Regions from separate parts of the Homo sapiens genome. Here region 1 is linked to region 2. A link is a loop called in an ENCODE intact Hi-C map of the cell type or tissue named here. Cell type or tissue: chondrocyte. All regions are shown on one strand. Each heading gives the region's core, and the rest is flanking DNA. Links, peaks and the distances in the headings are about the cores only.

Evidence for each region. Hi-C counts contacts between places; a loop is a spot of excess contacts. Peaks named below come from ENCODE experiments on the same cell type or tissue, not always from the same donor. Only the 100,000 strongest peaks of a DNase experiment are listed, where the experiment ranks them.
Region 1: a loop joins it to region 2, with 4 times the contacts of the local background. A loop is called at or near these places in 22 of 110 quality-filtered maps.

What each region holds. Positions count from the first base shown.
Region 1 is chr18:5,866,870-5,869,791 of GRCh38, reverse strand. The region is part of intron 4 of MIR3976HG (MIR3976 host gene); the gene reads right to left. Among named protein-coding and RNA genes, the nearest start is that of TMEM200C, 27 kb to the left of the region's middle. RefSeq lists a silencer at 1,298-1,347. In chondrocyte, for the core only: a CTCF peak has its summit at 1,414 (motif pointing left); no DNase peak of the experiment used is centred there.
Region 2 is chr18:6,526,001-6,528,922 of GRCh38, reverse strand. The region is part of intron 2 of LINC01387 (long intergenic non-protein coding RNA 1387); the gene reads right to left. Among named protein-coding and RNA genes, the nearest start is that of LINC01387, 16 kb to the right of the region's middle. In chondrocyte, for the core only: no CTCF peak of the experiment used is centred there; no DNase peak of the experiment used is centred there.

The sequences.
Region 1 (2,922 bases), core at 165-2,664, 660 kb after region 2:
TAACTTGAGTGTGGATAGAGCTTAATTTCCCCAGTGTTTCCTAAGCAATGGGTCATCAGATATTTCTAATAGGCCCAATGGAAGTGGCCCCAAGAATGCAGCATGTAAAGCAATTGCTCCTTTTCCTCCATTGACACAACCAATCACATTGTGTGGGAATTTCTGGGAAAATCTCTCTTCACTAGTGAAAATATTCTAACTACCACTGGGTCTTGCTTTCACTTCTTCCTCTTTGTCTTGAGTCAGCAGTGACTGGGATGTCTTTAGGGGAAGAGAAGAGGATAGAAAAGCATCACAGTGAAGAATGGAAATCCCTGGTAAGTCATTTTGTGGTTGTATCCTTCTTGCATTCCACATTCAGTCCTTGGGAGAACCCCAAAGAGATTGTGATTCCACCCAAAAGCACTAGAAGATGGTCCTTTGCAGTCGCTCACACCCCTGTGAGCTGTAAACTCAGCAAGATGCCAAGGACCCGCTCGAATGTGGCCTGAAGGACATTGGGAGTGAAGAGGAGCACAGGTATCTTCTGCACTCTTGTCGGGCAGAGGATTCCCAGCCCTGCAGGGGCTGACAAAGCTCTCTCCTCTCCTCTCTGCCTCCTGAGAAGCTCTAGTTCTCTACTCCGGCCCACAATTGTGCAGCGTAAGAAATCAGGTGCAGAGCTTCCTCCACCCCAACGTCCTGTCCCACAAGAGCAGAACCTTTTTGAAAGCTGGCTGAGGGGAATCTGGGGCTGAGGTGCTTCATCATCAACAATGAGCGTCCTCCGGGATGGGGCTGACTGCAGTGTGGAATAAGGAGGCCTCTGTGTTGTGAGGCAATCGTTTTGCAAAACAGCTGAGTGAACCACGATTGACTGTAGCCTCAAGCGCCTCTGCTCCAGCCCTGCTCTGTGCTTCAGGGGTGGGTGGAGGAGGCAGGGCAGTCAGTGTCTTTCCCAGGTGAGTCTACCGAGTGGGGAAGGAGGCTCACTGATGTGAGTACGGAGCAGGAGGCACATGGAGAGTCGCCGGCAGTTGAACCAGATCTTTGAGGGAATGAAAGAGACCAGCATGGCCCCTGCCAATTACGCATGGCACCTGCGGTCAGGTCGCTTTCAGTTCCCTCATGCGTCAGGGATTCTCAACCCTGGCTACACATTAGAATAGTCTGGGATTTTTTTTTTTTTCTCTAGACCCATCTCTAGAGAATCTGATAAAAATGATCTGAGCTGAGATCCTGGCTTCAGTAGCTCCTAATGTGCACATATTTGTTTGTTACTTTGTTTGGGGGTGGAAAACAACTATTCTTTCATTCTGTGTTCTGGATTAAGGCTCTTGCCTTCTTCAGACCTTGGACAGCTCACAGAGGGTTACACCCTCGGCCTTAGTGCCAGGAAAAACTCACAAGAGTCCTACTGCGCCCTCTTGTGTCAGCCATGATACCGTACAGTTCCTAAGGAAAACGTTTTATTACACAAGTTACCGCCAGAGAAGAAAAACATACAAAAAAGAAAAAAATATACAAGTAACCTGTAATCCTCACTGTTAGACAACATATGTATATCTTTGCAGAATTTTTGATAAATTTTGTTCTTTCCAAAAATAGAAGGTTGTGTACGCTGTCTTGTTAACATTTTACTTAATAACCATGAATATGTTTTCGTGTAAATGAATTTAAATTCTGTATTATTTTAATTGCTTGTGCAACTGAATAGTATTTCACATGCAATGGTAGCAAAAATATTTAACATTTATTGGGCACTTACTACATGCCAGGAACTGTAGTTAGTACTTGGCATAGATAATCTCATTGTATATGCACAGCATCCATATGAAGTAGGTATTAAAATTATTCCCATTTTATAGATAAGGACATCGATGTTAATTTCCCTAAGTGGCATAACCAGAATGCAACATAAGCATTTTACTCTATATTACCAGGTACATTCAATCTATCCCTTACTGTCGTCGTATTGTTGCTTCCTTTGGAAATTGTCTTCTTTTCTTTCTCTCTCTCTCTCTCTCTCTCTCTCACACACACACACACACACACACACACACACACACGCCATAGGACTGTTTCCTTATTCCTTATGCTAGACTCTTGGATGGATTCATGGATTAAAGGTATGAATTTTAATGGTTTTACATCTCTTACCAAAATTTCTTCTAAAAATGACACATTATACTCTCAGCAGAAGGCTAATGGAATGTATGTTGTGTATTCTTGTGTTTTAAAAAGTATCAGCTTTAATTTCTAACATAGTATGGGATATACTAGTATATACTAAATTGGAATACACTATTTTACATACACGTAAACAAATGCGTTTTAGGGTCTAAGTAATTTTTAAGAGTGTAAAAGATTTCTGATGCCAAAAGCTTAGAGCACTGCTGCCCTAGGAAGAGAAGCCAGAGTCCATTTGTATGCCCGCCACCTGCGCATCAACACCCTCTTCTCCTACTCCTCTCTTTTTGGTCCATAGACTCACCTTGGCTGTAGGAGCCACTCTTTCCTGTCAAAAAGGCCTTTTTAATTATTTGCATTTTTATGTCCATCCCTCACTTGTGTCAATAGGTGTAGCAACCATGCAGCCCTACATTTTCAGACACAGTTTTGTTCTTCTATTACTCTCTCTTAGCCTTCCAAGAATGCTGAGATAGGATCAGCCTGTGTCCGAGGAGGAGCAACATGGTGCTGTGGAAAGAGAATTGGGTGTGAACAGCACTTCTATTAGTGACCAGTTTGGAAACTATGGGTAGGTTACTTAATCACTTTACTCTAGGTTTCCTTATCCATAAAAATGAGAACATTATCTACATTTTTAGGATAGAGAAAATTAAATGAATTAGATATTTAGTGCCAAGCTAGGCAGAGAACAGGAATTGGACAATGTCTAGTATTTCCCTGAGTCTGTATTCATCCCTTTATTTTCAACTT
Region 2 (2,922 bases), core at 152-2,651:
ATCAATAACTTAATAAATGGAAAAGGCTTTTGATTAAAATTCAACATCTCTTCATGTTAAAAGCCCTAGTTCAAAACCCTAGTTTATTAAAAAACAAGCTAGGCATTGAAGGAATACACCTCAAAATAATAAAAGCCATCTATGACAAACCAATAGCCAACATCATACTGAATGGGCAAAAGCTGGAAGTGTTCCCCCTGAGAACTGGAACAAGACAAAGTTGCCCACTCTCACCACTCCTATTCAACACAGTACTAGAAGTCCTAGCCAGAGCAATCAGGCAAGAGAAAGAAATAAAAGGCATCTAAATAGGAAGAGAGTAGGTCAAATTATCTCCCCTCACAGAGGATATGATTCTATACCAAAGATGACTAGGGATAGCAGGTTCAAGAAATGGACATAAGTGTCTGTGTGTGTTGGGGGGACTATTGCTAATTAACCTAGACTAGTGGGTCTTAATCTTGACTACAAATAAGAATCAGTTGGGAAGCTTTACAAAATATGTGGGCCCCACCCGGAAAGATCCTGATTCCATCATTCTGGAGTGGGCACCTGTCAGGGGTATTTGTAAAAGCTTCCAGGCAATTTTCACTCACAGCCAGGTCTAAGACTCACTGATCCAGATTGATGGTGTGGGAAGGTCTCCAGGCCTCGCTTTGAGGAAGGAATACTACAAATACAGGGTAATGACAACAGCCCTGCCATTATTAAGGAGTCATGAGCTGTTTTAGTGTTTTTATGGTTTATTCGCTCCTCACAACAATCATACTAGGTAGATACTGTCTTTATTTTACATATGAGAAAAGTGAGAACCAGGAATTGCAATAACTTGTTCAAAGTCACACTGCTAAAAGCAGTCAAGGCAGGTTTGAATAAAGCTTCACCTTCATCTGAAGGCTGTTCCTTCTCCATTACATTTCCTTGTATGCCCACTATTGCTGGTATTGAGTAAAAGATGTAAAATTTTAATTTGGGGATCACTGCTGACCCTATGAAATGTGTGGAGTTGCCTGCACATTGTAACAAATGAAAGAAATAAAATTCTCATTCCAATTGCAATTTTCATCTTCAAAAGCCAAACTGGCTGATCCTTTTAAAGGTCTGTGAAGGCTTCGGAATGGGTATGCTTGGCTAAGCTGAACTGAAGTCCCAGTTATTCAGTCAGGCACTTTGCCTTTGAAAGGTGTTCTCCTGAATGGGGCAATTAAGTTTTGCCTGTAAAATAGTGACCAGTGCAGACTGGTATTTCCCACTCCACAGGTCTGGTGTCCACATCATGGTGGTTTTGACTTTGTGTGTCCTTGTTCACTATCCAGTTCTTTGCAATAACTGGAAAGCTGTCACTTGGCCCCAATAAACTAAGATAATAGTTATCTCCATCCAGAATCCCTCCTATTCCTGCTTCCCTTCTTGCATTCCCATCTGCAAGGCTTGGCCTTCTCCCAGGTCATAGGCCTGTATGTGTAGGTGACAATTAGACTAGTGTCTCCCAAATTAACTTAGCTGATGACAGGCTGGTGCTCATGGAGCTTAATGAGTGCATTTGATGCTGACTTTGATCCTTTTGTTTTACTCAACCCAGTGTCCGTAGGCTGGACTTCTTACTCAGGTCATGTCAGAAATCTGTGGGTTTTGTCCCAAGTGCAACTGGGCAAGACAGGCCATTGTAAACACATCACTCCTTGGAAAATTAATTCAAGGTATGCGACCAAGGGTGGCCCAGTGGCATCAGCTCAAGCCCTCCTTACACACGAGAAGGAAGTCCAATCTGCAATCTGGAAGTCCAAACCTAGGAGTCCTTCGCATATTTGCATTCTCACAGGAAGTAAAACTTTTTGGTGCTTATTTGTATACTTGGTTTTCTGTTCTGAAGCAATGTCATCTTGATGTCTCAACCTGAGGAGGAATGAAATCAAAGATGGTAGTGTTGGCCAGGCACGGCGGCTCATGCTTGTAATCCCAGCACTTTGGGAGGCCGAGGTGGGTGGATCACCTGAGGACGGAAGTTCAAGACCAGCCTGTCCAACATGGCAAAAGCCTGTCTCTACTAAAAAATACAAAAATTAGCCAGGCGTGGTGGTGGGCTCCTATAATCCCAGCTGCTTGGGAGGCTGAGGCAGGGGGAATTGCTTGAACCCAGGAGGCAGAGGTTGCAGTGAGCCAAGATCGCAATATGGCACTCCAGCCTGAGCGACAGAGTGAGACTCCATCACACACACTAAAAAAGATTACAGTGTTGATGTAAATTTGAATAACCCAGTTTACTCAAGTTCAACATCTTTGCATTTTCAAATTCAATTCCATTTAAATAAGAATGTTTTATTTCTTGTCTAAGATAAGAATTTATGAATATTGCTCTTATCACTAGCCACCTTACTGGATGGTTTGGGGCGAAGCAAAAACATAGCAAAAGGGTATTATCATTCTAAAAACACCTTCTTCTTTAAAGTTCATAGTAATTTTTATAATATGTATTCACATCACAGCCCATTTGAGATTTGTCAATATTCTTTTCTCTATATAGATTCGGGGTGGGGGGAGACAATAAAGAAAACCTAAGCTGAACAAGTTAAGTCAAATGTTATACTTTCATGAGGTAAGTAACGCATTCATTCATTCATTCATTGCGTCATGTATTTAGTGAGTATTTGTTGAGTGCTAGGCTTCAATTACGAAATAATTTGGTTGAGGTGTGTGTGTGTGTACATGAGAAGGATATACTCTAAAAATGCTTTTAATTGTTAACGTATCTGTTATTTTATAGTTTTTATGCATGCATTATTCTTTATTGTTTTACCATTAGGAACAATTAATTTAACATTCTCACACATATAAAATCAAGAAAATCTCGTTCCCTTAGGAAAAAAGCTTCACCCTACCACTCATCTTGAAATAGCAATTTAGTGTGTTAAAATGCCCAAG